2 separate regions of the Homo sapiens genome follow, and region 2 is linked to region 1. A link is a loop called in an ENCODE intact Hi-C map of the cell type or tissue named here. Cell type or tissue: PC-3. All regions are shown on one strand.

Region 1 (8,000 bases):
TCTACATCCTCACTAAGATTTGTGTTGTCACTACTTTTTTTATTTTAACCATTCTAATAAAAGCATATGCTATCTTATTGTGGTTTTAATCTGTATTTCCTTAATGGAAAATAATATTGAATATCTTCCTATGTACTTATTTTCCATTTCCATATTCTCATCAGTGAAGTGGCTGTTCATATCTTTTGCTCATTTTCTATTAAATTATTTGTTTTTTTACTTGAGTTTTCATATTTTTTAAATGCTACTCCTTTCTCCAGTATGTGTTTTGAAACTATTTTCTCTCAGTCTGTAGGTAGCTTTTTTTTCATCCTCTTAACGAATGAAACATCCTCTGTCTTTCACAGAGCAAAGGTTTCTAATTACAAGGTTTAACGTTTCAGTTTTTCCTTTTATGGATCAAGCTTTTGGTGTCATCTAAGAATTTTTGCTTATCCCTAAATCTCTAAAATTATGTCCCATTTTTTCCTACAACTTTTAGTGTTTGTGTTTTAATCTATTTTTTTCAGGGGCTTTTTTGTTGTTGTTTAATTTGTGAGGTATAGGCTAATATTCTTTTTGTTTGCCAATGGAATATAATCTATCCAACATCATTTGTTGATAAGATTATCTTTTCTCTACTGAATTGTTTTTGTACCTTTTAAAAAACTGCACAAGTAAATATGTTTGGCTAATTTGAAATGTCTTAAAATAGAAACGGTTACTTTCAATCTTTTAATTCATATTTCTCATCTATAACCACTAGATGGCGAGATTGGCTTTTATAAGTTTATAAATTATTAGCAACAGGTCCCTGAAATTTTTGATATGGCCTTAGTGAAATTTTATACTCAGAGCTTTAATGTATTATAGTTGTTAAAAAAGTAATTTTACAAAAAGAGCTCTAAATATTTAAGGAGAAGTACAATATTAGTTTATTTTAGAATGTTAGAACCCTCATTCAGTTTTAATAGTGAACTTAGAAAATGAGACAGAAATTAGGCAAATGTTAAGCACTAAGGTAGTGTACATGTGAGTCCTCATGCGTCATTTTTCAAGAACTGTATATTTTTCTAATTCACAGAAAAAATATAAAATTCCTTGATGAATCTTTTAATAAGTTGTCTTTTTTTTTACATTTTTTTCATGTGTATGTCCATACTTACATATTATAGGCCTTGATTTCCAAAAAAAAAAAAAAAAAAAAAAAAAAAGCCCTTTCAATTAGAAAGATGTTTATTGACTTTGAAGACAAAGATATGAAGAACAAAGATTTGTCAAAGTGAGAAGAAATCTGTTGGGAAACATTTGTATTTTGCGATAGCTCTGTGAGATGTCTGTAATTTTTTACTGAAATATTTGAATCCATTTCATTAGTGTTAATTATTATTAGATATACTTATGTTAGTAAAATGAATACATGCATTGGATTGTGCTTCCAGTTTGTCATTTACCTAAAAGAAGTGTGGGAGTGCTCATTACCTGATGACATTGAGTAGTATAGCGAGCAAAACCTGGTTAAAATAGAAAAAAAAAAATCCATGTGTTTCTTTAATAGTCCTTCTCACTGTTCTATATGTCTGCTAATTATTAAATATCATTTTTACATTTTTTCTTGAGGAAACTACTTATTTAACATGGAAACTTATCTAATGAGGTATTGAGAGAAAGAGGGAGAGAGAGGTGTTCTGATGCATTTTTCACATACTCTAGAAATATATAAGCTATACTACATATCTACAGAAGTATAATTATAGTTTTATAGTTATAAATATAACAATTATTTTTTTAATTGCCAGATTTTAGGCTATGTGGAAAAAAAATTATTTAATTGCTGAAGCTATATTTAATTTTCTCATCATTTAACTTTTAGAGACATCAGTTTATTAAGTCAGCAATTGCTATAAAGCACTTTCTTCACTCAGCTTCATGAATACCATTTTATCATTAAGTCTTTAAAAGATCAATGTATAACCATGTGGCATGATGGAAAATCTGGGCTTAAGACAGGTTCAAGACCTAGGTCTTTCATTTTAACTTACTATGTAATTAACCTTACGTTTTAAAAAATTCTGTTATGTACCAGGCACTATAATAAACTCTTGAGATAGATAGATAGATGATAGATTGCCAGCTACATGTCCCAAGTGTTTATAATAGCTATCGATTTATCTATCATCTGTCTATCAATCATCTGTCTGTCTGTCTGTCTGTCTGTCTGTCTGTGTCTTGCTTCATCTTAATAATGACCCTACACTTCAGGTAATAGTACTCACATTTTATGGAACAGAAACCATGGCTCTGCAGGTTTAAGTCACTGGCCTGGGATAACAGAGCTGGCCAGTGGCAGATGGAGTATTTGAACACATCTTATTCTGAAGCCTACTTTACCTCAACTTCATCCTTTTACTACTCTGGGCTAGCTCCATCTATGTCATCTGTAAAATGGGCAAATACAAGAACATGAATCCTAACATACTTCTGATTCTAAAATATTCCTCTCTGGTGTTGTGAGGGAAGATTTTCAGCTCTTTCGGAGTTGACTTAGTTCCCCAAGGCATTCGTTTTACCAAAGCAGCACTCACCAAGGTCAAGGAAAACCTTTGAAATTTCCAGTTAAAAAAATAGACATGCATATATGTATAAAATATCCTCTTATGATCTTTGATAGTATTTAGTATTTTTACTGATTAAAGTTTTTTTTTCTTTTTCTGGGATAAGAACTACTCCAAGAACATGACAACTAGCAGAAAATGAGAGCTGAAGTAGTGTGATGAAATGGAAAGGAACATTTCATTAGTAACTGTAGAGAAAGGAAAAATGAGCTGTTCTTGCTCATAATGTGGATCCAGTAGAAAGTACCAGACCCAATAAACAAATAATTGATTAGAAATATAGCCAAGAACATAGATTCCAAGAGATACCTTTTATAATCCAGGATTCTGTTACCTGATTTGGTTCCATAATAAAAACAAGCACTTACTAACAATTATACATGACATTTATGTTATTTTATACTCTGCAGAAATCTACTTACTGTATTCTTTCTCAGTCTTATTTCAAGCAATTAAAAAATTGTTTGTCTTGTCATGTTGAAGGTCTCAGTTAATGTAAAGTTAATAAAACCGAATCCTTGTCCTGTCCCCTATAATAGTGTAGAAGGCAAGAATAAAAACTCAATTGTCATATATATGTGATTTGTTTATTCTTATAAAGATATATAAATATATAGTGAATTAGTAATAATGAGATAAGCTTGTCCTCTGAGCTTTCCAGCCACTAGATGGAGAACATGCTTTGTGAAATAGTATATGAGAATGAGGAAATCAAGCCAACTTAACTTTGCTGTCTGGGCAAAATTTGTTAATTTGGGTCATATATTAGACTTTTCTGTTTTAGTGGTCAATGTGGTTCAATTTTAAGTTAGGGCATAATTTGCACAATAACTAAAGTTGAAATTAATACTCAGAAACAAACCATACTCTATTTAGAACTAAAATCCATTAAGTTGTCTGAATTACAGGAAGAAGCTGACCAATGAAGATAAAGCCAATTTGTTACATTGGAACAGCTGAACTGGTGAAAAAATTAATATAGCATCCAGCAATCAAAGGATAGGATTAAACTCCAATGAAGTCACTTTGTTTCGTTTTTAACTCTTAAGAAGATCGTTAGCCAAACTGTTTCAAATGGCACCTGGGTTAACACTATCATGAAAATTTTTTTGATCTAGCAAACTTGAAATAATGGCTTCACATTTCTTAATTTCCAGCTTTTAAGCAAATTATTCTGGACTTTGACATCAGTGATCTATGTGGATAGTAACATAGCTATTTTAAATATGCTTGCTCATCCCTCGACTAGTCAAAATTAGGCAGGAAAATGTTATGCTACGGCAGGCAGCCTTATGATGACTGAAATTATAGAAATTACATAAAATTATGTCAACAAATGGCAATAACTTGATATATCAAAATATAGATAACTCTTTTAAGATGTAATTCTGGCCCTCTTAGTCAAGCGTTTATCTTGAGGGGCCATATTGGCAACTAATTTATACAGGACAAAAGTAAAAGAAGAATCTCTATGAATAGATGGGCAGTGATTGAGTTTAGGTGCCAAGGACAATGCTGAATTTTGGGGCAGTTTTTCCAGTGTTATTGTCCAAGAATGGGAAAGTAACTTTTGCCAAGAAAATTCAATGTTCTACAAGCATAACACCATATGTATATGGCAGAGTCGAGTTGATTGCCATGATTATCTCTCTAGTAAATACCATCAATAGCCTCTACATTAAAAATAAAATTGGAATGTTGAAGAACACAAGTACAAAAATAAAGCCTTAATAAACTAAATTACATTAAAATGATGTTTTATTATTTTATGTTGATTTTATATTATTGCTCAGGAAAATGGACACTCTGCATTTGCCAAGTGGAATAACACATACAAAAGCCCAAGTATATGAGGGTAAATGTTTTCCAAATGTCAAAGTTCTGTAAGAGGATAGCATTTAGTATTTTCTTGTGTTGTTAGACTAGAGAACGATTTCACAATTAGCAGTTTGTCAGAATCATCTGGAATTTTTTTTTACATTTTTATTTTCTTTTAATACAAATACCTTGGGTAGAACTGTAAATATTACAATTTAATAAATCTTATGGGTTTCTCAGGATATTCAGGCCTGGAAACCTTACATTAGGCCACATACCTTCTTCCCAGTAGGGTTTAGACCTTGTCTGCCATTGTAGCATCTGTGCCCAATACAAAGCATAGTCCAAAGTAGAATCTTAGTAACAGTTCAGTAAATAGATGATTAGGGATACTCTCAGCAGTAATAGCAAGTGATACTGTTCTAATTGCATGAGTAATTATTGTTCTTATTCTTCATTTTCTCATTGCTGTATCCCCAGTGCCTTTTACATGATCTATAATAGAGAAAAAGCTAATGGGTACTTGTTTAATGAACAGGTAAACATTCAGAATGCCCTAAAAATGCAGATGTTTCTACCTGAGAATCAACACATAGACCTTGTCAAATCCACAATCAAGCTTTATTTATTCAAGGTGCCATGTTTATCACTTACAGGGATGGCTTCCAGCCACCTGAGCCTTCTCCCTCCTAATAGATTTATCCTTATCAAGATTCCCTGAAATACTGAATGGTCCTTGACTGCTAGAATTTTGACAGAAGTTGGAATGTAGTAACCCATACTAAAAGTACTGTTAGTAATTCAAGAAATACAACGGTAAAATTGGATTTCAACCTTTTAGTTTTATTCCTGTGTACACTTACTTCATGTTAGGAAGTGCTAAAATAAAGCAATACAATACCTATTACATTTGCTTGCAGCAGAAAAATAGGTGACATGTTAGTTTTTTTTCCCCTCACCTATGCAGTTCTGTCTGTAATTTAGTGAGATGACTAATGGCTCAAATACAGAAAAGCCAACTTTAAATGGATTATTTTGTGACTGTCTCAGTCAAACACTTCATGACTGCAAACATTTTTATTCCACTAATTTAATTGTTTTATTTTGTTATTCAAAATTAAACTCAGAAGAAAAGAAACTTACCTCTCAAGTCAACAATGAATCTTCCTCCCATTTGAAGTGGTATTAAGAATGTACAAGAAAGTTTGTTTCTTTGTTTATATAGCACTATCTAAATGTTGTTTCATCTGAAATAAATTAAGCAGTTCCACAGCCCCACTTTGGAAACATACACCAACTTAATAAAGACTGGATATGAAAGTTTCGGAAATGTAGGGAACTTAAAAATTAGGAGTGTCCCATTCATGTCTGTAATAAGACTTTTCAGGGAAGGGATAGTCGGGAAGAGAGTCCATATGATGTTGAAAGTCAATAAAATGTCCGAGAACCAGAACAGCTCCTTTTCGTTCTTTGGTGACTATATTGAAGACTTTGTTAAATCATCACTTTAAATTTGTGAAGAGGTAGAATTCTAATTCAGATTTTCCCATTCCCATTGCTCTCTTTCGTAAAAGTCCCTGTCATTTTTTCCAAGCCTCCTATTCTTCCATGTTATGCCTCAGATATTACAGTCTAGGATGACTGATACAAGTGCCTAACAGCACATAATGTTATACATCATCTGTAGCTTGTACAGTTTTTATTCCAAAGGTCCTTTGCTCAAACCTTTAATTGACCAACTCAATCTACAAAGCTCTGTGCAGATACCACCTCTTCTGGGGTTTCTAACTCACTCTAGTTGACTTGCAATATTTTCCCATGTGTTCCTTTAGCTTCCTATGCATGCATTTACAACAATGGTTCTCAACTTTGCTGAATCATGAAAGGATATCTGGCCCCCATACAAAATAATTTTCTATTAATTGGACTAGTTTACTGCCTTAGCATTGGGATCTTAAAAGCTTCCAAAGTGATGCTAATACACAGCCAAGGTTGAGAACCACTGTTCCATGGTTTTATCTTATTTTATTGAAATTTTCTGTTTGTATGTCTGAACCTTCTGTGTGGTCAAGAATTATGCCATGCTGGCTTGGCACAGTAGCTCACTCCTGTAATCCCAGCACTTTGGGAGGCCAAGGCGGGCAGATCACCTGAGGTCAGGAGTTGGAGACCAACCTGGCCAACATGGTGAAAACCCCTCTCTACTAAAAATACAAAAATTAGCCCGGCATGGTGGTGGGTGCCTGTAATCCCAGCTGCTCGGGAGGCTGAGACAGGAGAATCGCTTGAACCCGGGAGGCGGAGGTTTCAGTGAGCCAAGATGGCGGCACTGCACTCCAGCCTGGGCAACAAAGAGCAAAACTCTGTCTTAAAAAAAAAAATTATATCATGGTTATTTGATTTACAGAATTACTGCCAAATAGCATATACATACCCAAAAACAGTTGATGACATAAATTGAATTAATGAGAGAGAGCCTAGAAAGAATCAGATTTGAGGAAGTCATGAGGATTCCTTTAAGCGGTTGAATGTGAATAAAAAGAGAGAAATAGTGGGTGAGGGCTATATAGTAGATAGGCTGTTCCTTAAATTAAAACATGGTTATATTTATATGCAGAAAGCAAGTGAGGGAGAAATCAATGAAATTTGAAAGCCCCTAAGAAGAGAGCATAGTTATTTAAGTAGATAGGAGAAAGAGAAAAATACAGATTCGTATGCATTTAAACTCATAAAGGAAGAAAAAACATGGCCCAGTCAAAATTTCTGTACCATTCCTTTATGATAAGAATATACAAAATGCACTGAAGAATTAAAAATGAGAAAAACAACATCCTTAAATTTGAAAGACAAGGTTACCAGTCACTCCACTAACCCAAAACAATGCAACATTTCTAAGAAGAGGCAGTATCTCTGTCATTGACTTTTCCTAGTACAAGCCAGTCCCACAAAGTATAAGAATTTACAACAATACGTATAAAATTAAAGTGCAAACAAGTATGAACCAAAAACTTAAGGAATGAAACTCCCGAAAAGCAGTATGTGTGATGTCTTTATTTTGTAAAGATTGTGTTTTCTATTACCTCATTATGGTTTTCTGCTTTCTGTATACCCTGCTTCTGCTTTTTATTTTTTTCTTTATTTCTTTTATAAAAAGTCCTCTGAGACATTTAATTTGCAGAGCACTAGAGAAAAATTTCACCAAAAATGAGGAAGTAAAGTGAAATTTAAACAATGACCTTCCCTTTCCTCAGACATACACACGTGTAACAGATTTATACGCCTTATTGTAAACATTCTGCTACATCTTTCCTCCACCCGCTACAAGGAGTTAGAGAATCTGCTTTTAACAAGGAAGATAAATGTACCAAATGTCACTGAGCCTCAGGGGGATCAGAGATGGTAAAACAAGTGGTTTAATGTTCTGATTTTCTTTTTCTAATGCATGCACTGAGTTATATTTTCAACCAATCTCTGAAACCACACAGCAGAGTCTGACCTCTGTGTGGGCTAAGAAACATTCGCACCAATGAATCAAGCAGATAAACAATCATTCTCTTATGGTAGGTATGTGAATGGTTTCAAAGGAAT
Region 2 (8,000 bases), 440 kb after region 1:
TTGCTGTATCTGAAAATAATACCACACCATTAAGAATGTAAGTGAAAAGGAAGTGTCTAAGGCACTGGAATCTTTGTACAACTTAATCGTTTAGATAAATTTGAAATTTAAAAATGCTTTAAAATAGGGATAAACTCTCCAAGATTCTGAGTTTACAAAAAAATTTCCAGTGTTTTAAGCAATTACTTTTCTTATGTAAATCCCAGATAAGATGTAGAGGTACTTATCAACAAACTGACTCCAGATTTCTATCAATGAGCCTAATAATATTATAATGATAGTTTAAATACTAGGCTGAAGGACATTAATAATGGAGATTAAAGTAAAAGATGTATATTTAAATTAATTCAGTTAAATTTTGTTAATTGATACTCATTTCCATTAATTCTGTTTTTGCAACCTTTCAGACTTATCTTTTAGTCTCCAGAGGCAGAAAAAAAGCAGAAAAGGTTGTTGAAATTCTTCACATTGATTTCAGGGCAATGATCTCAAACGGCGCAGTGGGAACCCGCAAATTTAAGAGGTAAGGGAAGCAAATGGACTCACTGGGAACTTTATCAGGTAAGAGGCAGCCAGACTTAAAGAATAGCCCTGCTGCTAAAGAGAAGGAAAATCTTCTCTGGCAACATCTTTCATTCTCCATCCTTTTCATTAAGAGAAAACACAGGGCGGGCGCGGTGGCTCACACCTGTAATCCCAGCACTTTGGGAGGCCGAGGCGGGCGGATCACGAGGTCAGGAAATCGAGACCATCCTGGCTAACACGGTGAAACCCCGTCTCCATTTAAAAAAAAGAAAAATACAAAAATTAGCCGGGCGTGGTGGCGGGCGCCTGTAGTCCCAGCTAGTCGAGAGGCTGAGGCAGGAGAATGGCGTGAACCCGGGAGGCGGAGCTTGCAGTGAGCCGAGATCCCGCCACTGCACTCCAGCCTGGGCGACAGAGCCAGACTCCCTCTCAAAAAAAAAAAAAAAAAAGAGAAAACACTATGGAATCTTGGGAACAACATGGATGACCTACGTGTTTTCTCACAGTCAGACACCTACTTTAGGAATCCAAATGTTAACGCACATGGGGCTTTAGCAAGGAAGAAATCAGAGTACAGAACTTTAATTCAAGTTGTATTTTTGAATTGTGACACTTTTACAATAAAATAATTTTTTTGAAATTTATTAAAATCTCCATTATTGGAGATTAATTTCTTCTGGTCAAAGTCCTGTTACTTTAATGTTATATTAAAGTAAAAATATTCCAAAATGTTTAGCACACTGTTCTACCAACAGCTATTAAAATCTTAACCTGAATTAATTTCTTTAATCAGCTCTAGTATCAGATTTCTCATTTAGAGAGACAGGGTAATGATTTTTAAACTAGTATGATGAATCGACACAAAATTTTCTTTCCTAAAGTAGATTCCATGGAACACGATTTTCTGAAGTAGCCACATGGGAGAAAAATGGTTCAAAGTTTTAAGAAGTGCAGGACATACTGCCTGTATTGATCCTTTTTAGAGGTTCACCATGCATATTAGAAAAGTCTTTGAGAAACTGATTTAACTAGTTACAGAAAGTCACAAATTTCCTCATTTGCCCAGTGTGATCCGCAACATTAATTGACATACCGTGATATTAATACCCTGAGTAAAACTTGGGAACTAGATGTCGAGGACATGAATAGTATCATTGGGTATATTAATTATCTGTTGCCATGCAGTAAATTTTATTATATCAGAGTTTTCCAGGGTCAGGAGTCCAGGCAATGGCTTAGCTTATCTGGGTTTACTGCTCATGGTAAAAGGCTGAAATCATGAAATCAGTGAGGTCTGCAGCTTGGAAGATTCTCTTCCAAGCTCAACTGGTTGTTGGCACAATTCATTTCCTTGTTGCTGTAGGACTCACAGGGCTTGCTTCTGCAAGCCCAGAGAGAGAATCTCTGTGACTTTAAGTTTCTGACCTGTAGATCCCCTTTTAAAGGGCTCACCTGATTAGAATAGGCCTATCTAGAATAACCTTTATTTTAATTAAGTCAACTGATTAGGAAACTTAATTGCATCTGCAAAATCCCATCACCTTTGTCTTATAATCTAACCACTGGTGTAACACTTGTTATAGTCACAAATCCCATCTCCACCCAAGGGCATGGGATTATACAAAGGTTTGGATACCAGGGGAAGGGAATCACAAGGACATCTGGGGACTCAATAAACCATATTGGGGAACTTTAAAGAAAGGAATATACATAGTAGAGAGCTGAAAGGAGAAGAGAAAATGTTAATATCATAAAAGAACTTTAAACCCACAATTATCCTAGCTCCCAAAGGCCAACCCAAAGCCACTATCTCAATAAAAATAATTACCATGTCACTGACTGAATTCTTCACACTGTTTTAACTAAAAGACAAATTAATCAATTTTAGTAAGACCTATGGCAAAATGTATCATATTTTCATTTAGGTACCTATTGCTGAAACTTTTAATCCAGACTTAAAGTAAACATACAAGAACATAAGCATTATTTTCTGGCACCTATTCCCCTTTCTTAACATAATGCCATTCTAGCATTTTCTTCCCGTAGACATTTAGGCCCATTATCACAGCACAACAGAGTAAAAATACATTGCCAGAAGCCTGAAAAAATAACATGCTTTTCTTAAGAAATGGAAAAAGATAGATAAATAATCATCCATAAGCAAAAAGTTCAATAAAATTTAAATTAAAATTCTAATAACTAGAATCTAGATTTCCAAGGTTATATTTTATCAAAATTATCTTCACTAAAACATTGCAAAATTTTTCTGATTAAATATAATCACCATTTAAAATTTTTTCCTATTTGGCATTTATTAAATTTTCCTTTTAAAACAATTTGTTTAACCTTTACATTATGTTTAAACTTAAGAAAAAGAAAGAATACCATGAAAAAAGAAAGTAAGGAGAGGATAAAATATTATTTTTATCATAATTAATTTTCTGAAATAAATTAATATTTTTAATTTAGAAATACACACCACAGAAAATAACATACACTAAAATCTTTTGCTGTCTTTATTATTGTATTAAATTGTACCTAATATACTTTTTAAGTGAAAGTAGAGTCTCATTCCTCTATTTACAATGATGGTCTTTTGTCTATCGATTAAAAAAAATTTTTTTGCTTCTCTTTTCAACAGGAAGCATGAGATCACAGATAAAGCTTAAGCTCATATGTCTGGATAGAGCACTATTCTTTGTACCAGTTATACACTGTACACATTGCATATTTTAAATTATTTATGTTTCAGAGGAAAGGGTTAGCTAGGTGATTTACGTACTACTGGTAAAATCCCAGTCCACAAAACTAGCTGTACAGAAGACAATTGAAACTTACTCCTGAATATTTATAAATCATTCCAGAGTTAAGATAATAATGTAATTCTCAAAAATAACAGTGAAAAGCAAGAAAAGTTCCTTTTGGAGAAATAAAACAATAGATCCAAGTTTCAAATCCCTCTGGGTTAGGCCGTAAATCAGGTAAAAAGATATAATTTCATGCCAAGCCAATTCTCTATTAGAAAGGGAATGTGGGTTCTGGGAGGCATGCACTTAATCTGACTTATGCACACCACAGTGTTGTCCATAGAATGTACAAATAACCCCATAAGAAAGGTTAATCAAATGTGCACTGTGACTTAGGATAAAATGCCTGGGACGGCTGACCAATTCGATTCATATCTCCTAGTGGAGATCCATAATGTCTCAATTCTTAATTATCTAGTCTTTTGTGCATTAAAAAAAAATGGCCAATAAAATGTCAGCCAAGAAACACACTGTTCATTCCTTTCAGGTTTATTTTAAACCTATTGCACTTAGGCTAGAGCTAAATCAATTTTTCATGAATATCTACCCCGGTAGATTGCACCTCTAGCCAATTCAGATCCCCAGAGAATTTTAAAAAAGAGATTTATCAAGTAACAAGTAACACCTCAGGAAAAAGAAACAGGGTTTTTAATTGCTTTGTGTGCTCCGTAATTGAAGGCAGGCACCTTCTTGAGGCGCTCGCTGCCAGGAGGAGTGAGACTCCACTTGGCCCTGCCTAATTAATCCTGTGATACAAACCTTCTGGCTTCAATTTTCACATTTCTGTCTCTTTTTAGAGGTGATAATAAAACTAAAAATTTATGTTGGTTACTGTATGACTATAACTGTGCCAGCAGAACGCAAATAAAACCATATGGGCTAAGGAGACCTTGTCTCCATATTTCTGGTTTCCCTGTGGCACGAGGTACCAGGGCAAGCTTTGTGCTAACAAGAAAAGGTAGGGAAAACTCAGTAGCGGGGTGGAAGTGCAGGTCAACCCGTTCTTATGAGTTTGCTCTGTTAAGATGACTCATTGAAACATATGCCTTTTTTATTGACAAAATTTTTCTCAAAATAGAATCGTACACTCTGAAAGCTCAATGGCTCAGTGACTGCATATCACTAAACAGTACTAGAGCTTTTAATGAAAGACAAATTGGGCAGCTTAGCCTTTAAAAAAAGCTGTCAGAGTGACAAGTGCAGGGTCTATTATCTTAATAGCTTACATATTAAGATGAGTAAAACACATCCTTTAGAACTTTGTCCATGACACCAGCAACATCGTAGCTGAGCTGTGATGCATAATGCATCCCACATCGTGAATTGGCTCCATTGCTGACACAGGTCAAAATTATTTTGCTTTTATGGAGAACCTTGATTTGTAATGTGACATTATTGTTATATGTCTGGTGGAATGATACTTAAAGAGGAGGCAAACAAATGGGGAGAATAATAGCACCTATGGGGTAGTAGTTTACACAGAAAAATAGTAGTTTCAAAGATTGGCATAAATTCGAAGGGTATATTGTGCCTGCTGTTCACAAATAATGGATTTTTTTTTAAGAGAAAGAAATTTCTAAAAATTATGTTACTTAAATTATTTTTATAGGTGGTTAAAACTTTCACAGGTTATATCATTTTCTTTACCTTTGTTTCTTTGAAATCTGTTTATTTTGAACAGTTTCCACTCTTTCTGCTGAATTTTTAAAAATATGGGAGCCATCTGGTGGTCAACAATTATAATTTTTCTTAAAAATTAAATAATGTTTTATTATAAAATAAAGTGCTGTCTAATTTTAAAATTTGGTAAGATCTTCTTTTTTTCCCCAGTAGAATTATTTTTTACAAAGGCACTAATTCAATACTCTCATAGGCTTAGTCAAATAAATTCTGCGCATGAAACTTTTAAAATATACTGTTTTCACGGTACATTCCATTCATTTTTTACAAATATCAAATGGACTCTTCTTTCCATATTGTTCATGTATTTACCAAGAAGTAATTTAAATCATGCAAGGAGTTGAGAAAAATACAAATATGTCCTTGAAAGTTTTATAATATGTGAGTTTTTATACTTTTTAAAATAAAGCAAGTGATTTTTATAGAATATTCTGCATAAAGGGGAAGCTTTGGGAACAAGGTCCAGGATTCCATAAATATACATGGATATGGAAGATAATTTTAAAAGGAAAGACTTAAATGCAAAACCTTAACTATAAAAGTTCAAGTTCTGGCCAGTGATATGTGAAACATCAAAACAGAACTGACATTAATAGCAATTGTTGAAGTTCTACATACCTTGTTCACATGACTTAAAATAAGCTGCTCACCTTCTAAACTAGTATATTGAATGTATGTATATATGTGTGTATCTATAATACACACATATAAAATGTGGTCTGTTGTGAGTATATTAAAACTGACCATTTCACTCTAATCTCTACCTCATGATTAAACTGTAGAATTCTTTTTGTTGTTGTTGTTAGGTTCTGTTAACTGCTTTTATTGCTATTTAACACACACTGAATATTTACTCTATGGCAGGTTTTTGATTACAAGCTTTTATAAATAATCTCTTTAGGCTGGGGATAGTGGTAAGCACCTGTATTCCCAGCAAATCCAGAGGCTAAAGTGGGTGGAACACTTGAGTCCAGGAGTTTGAGGTCAACCTGTGCAACATAATGAAACCCCTTCTGTAATAAAATAAAATAAAATGATTTTGTTGAATCTATGTAAAATACTACCCAATGGGTACCATTATTCTCCCATTTATTTTCTGAAGCATATGCGGCTCAGAGAAGTTATGAAACATCAATACAAGTGAGTGGCCTTGGCTTTACCCCAATTCTAACTCCAATTTCTGTACGTTTATCTACCATTCAAAACTAAAATGGCCACTAGACACTCTAATCACTTGTAGTTTGTCTGTTCAACAACATAATTACGTCCTCAATCAGCTTTGAATTGGAAGGGAAAGCACCAGCCTTATAAGCCAAATCTGTTACTTATCTATCAGGTTCCATGGGAGGTAAAGTAATAAGGAGAAATGAAATATCATTGTAATTGTCACTGAGTGTTTAGTTCATTAGGCACTCTTTCTTCCTTCTCTTCTGGAGCAAACTCTTTCCCTTCCACTCAGGGTTGGCTTTCTTCTGCTTCAACTCTGGAGGGAATGCCAATCGCGAAACTCTGGGGATTGGGCATGTAGTGCAGGCCTGGCCACTGTGACATGTCCAGGAGAGAGCAGGGGACCTAAGCCAGAACAAGCAAAGGCATTCCCTGGTATTCTTTACCCTTCTGGGAAGAAGGGTGGTGAGAGCTCCTTCCTTCAGATCTCCAAGTTGAAATGATATAGGCATGAAGCTTCACTCAACCCCTGGGCCTCTTGCCAGAACCCTCCACATGCACTCCTCAGTACTTGGGGAACAGAAAGGAATGAGATGAATGCACATGGCTACAAGAAACGAGAACTAACAGAAAATAAAAAGCCTCGAGACTTTCACTTGATCTAGCTAAGAGCTCTAAAGCAGTGTTATTTCTTCAGAACTTCCTTCAGTGTTTGAGCTACCCAGGAATTCTTCCAGTAAACTTGTTTGCTGGGTTTTGTTTTTGCTGTGGTTGTTTTGCCTTGAGCTAGTTTGAGTTGGATTTTTGTCACTTGAACACAGGAAGCCATTAGACTGTACAATTACAAAATATTAGGTTCTCCTATGGTAGAAAACAGAGATAACCACTGTTACCGAATAGTATCTTTCGGGTGGGTTTTAAAATAAACAGTTTCCCTAGGAAAAGAGCCAGCCTGCCTGCATATGGCAGGGAAGTGTGACACAAAGCACCAGACTGGTTTTGGCAAACACAGGGAGGAGCCAATTTCCAAAAGCTCTACAGTTTTAATCCCCACTGGCATGCAATGTTTGTTTGTATCTCACCCTTCTATGTGTAAAACTGGACTCAAAATTTGCACACTTAAGGAATCTCTCTCTCTCTTCCTCTCTCTCTCTCTCTCACACACACACACACACCCCTCTTCCTGATTTTCTTGATTTTGATATGATCTCATTTGGGCCAGAAGTAATGCCTCCTAGAACTCTATCTTCCTGGTCTACTAAGAAAATAAAGTGGTACACATATTGTAAGGAAAGTGTAAATGTGGATGAAAGCAGAACAAATTTAGCTATTGTGACTAGAGACACAGGATTCATTAAGCCAAAAATCATACGCTTTTGAGGTGAAGCCCTCTAGCTTGGTATCCCAGCTTTGCCACTTATGTGCTGTGTAAGCCAGTTGCTCTGGATGGCCATTTTCTTTTCAATACAAGGGGTGAATATCAAGGTCAATGATATAGCTTGACTGTGTCCCCACCCAAATCTCATCTTGAATTTTCACGTGTTGTGGGAGGGACCCGGTGGGAGGTAATTAAGTAATGGGGGCAGGTCTTTCCCATGCTGTTCTCATGATAGTGAATAAGTCTCATGAGATCTGATGGTTTTATACAGGGTAGTTTCCCTGCACAAGCCCTTTTTTTGCCTGCTGCCATCCGTGTAAGATGTGACTTGCTCCTCCTTGTCTTCTACCATGATTGTGAGGCCTCCCCAGTTATGTGGAACTGTAAGTTCATTAAACCTCTTTTTCTTCCTGGTCTCTGGTATGCATTTATCAGTAGCGTAA

What was found. Hi-C counts contacts between places; a loop is a spot of excess contacts. Peaks named below come from ENCODE experiments on the same cell type or tissue, not always from the same donor. Only the 100,000 strongest peaks of a DNase experiment are listed, where the experiment ranks them.
Region 2: a loop joins it to region 1, with 10 times the contacts of the local background. A loop is called at or near these places in 19 of 110 quality-filtered maps.

The regions. Positions count from the first base shown.
Region 1 is chr7:13,279,299-13,287,298 of GRCh38, forward strand. No RefSeq gene overlaps it. Among named protein-coding and RNA genes, the nearest start is that of ARL4A, 600 kb to the left of the region's middle. In PC-3, CTCF peaks have their summits at 746 (motif pointing right) and 3,282 (motif pointing right); no DNase peak of the experiment used is centred here.
Region 2 is chr7:13,720,751-13,728,750 of GRCh38, forward strand. LOC105375161 (a long non-coding RNA gene) reads left to right here. Exons shown (of 4, transcript XR_007060216.1): 1 at 1-523; 2 at 7,829-7,940. Among named protein-coding and RNA genes, the nearest start is that of ETV1, 260 kb to the right of the region's middle. In PC-3, a CTCF peak has its summit at 4,861; a DNase peak (open chromatin) is centred at 4,331; H3K4me3 peaks cover 420 bases; H3K27ac peaks cover 1,198 bases.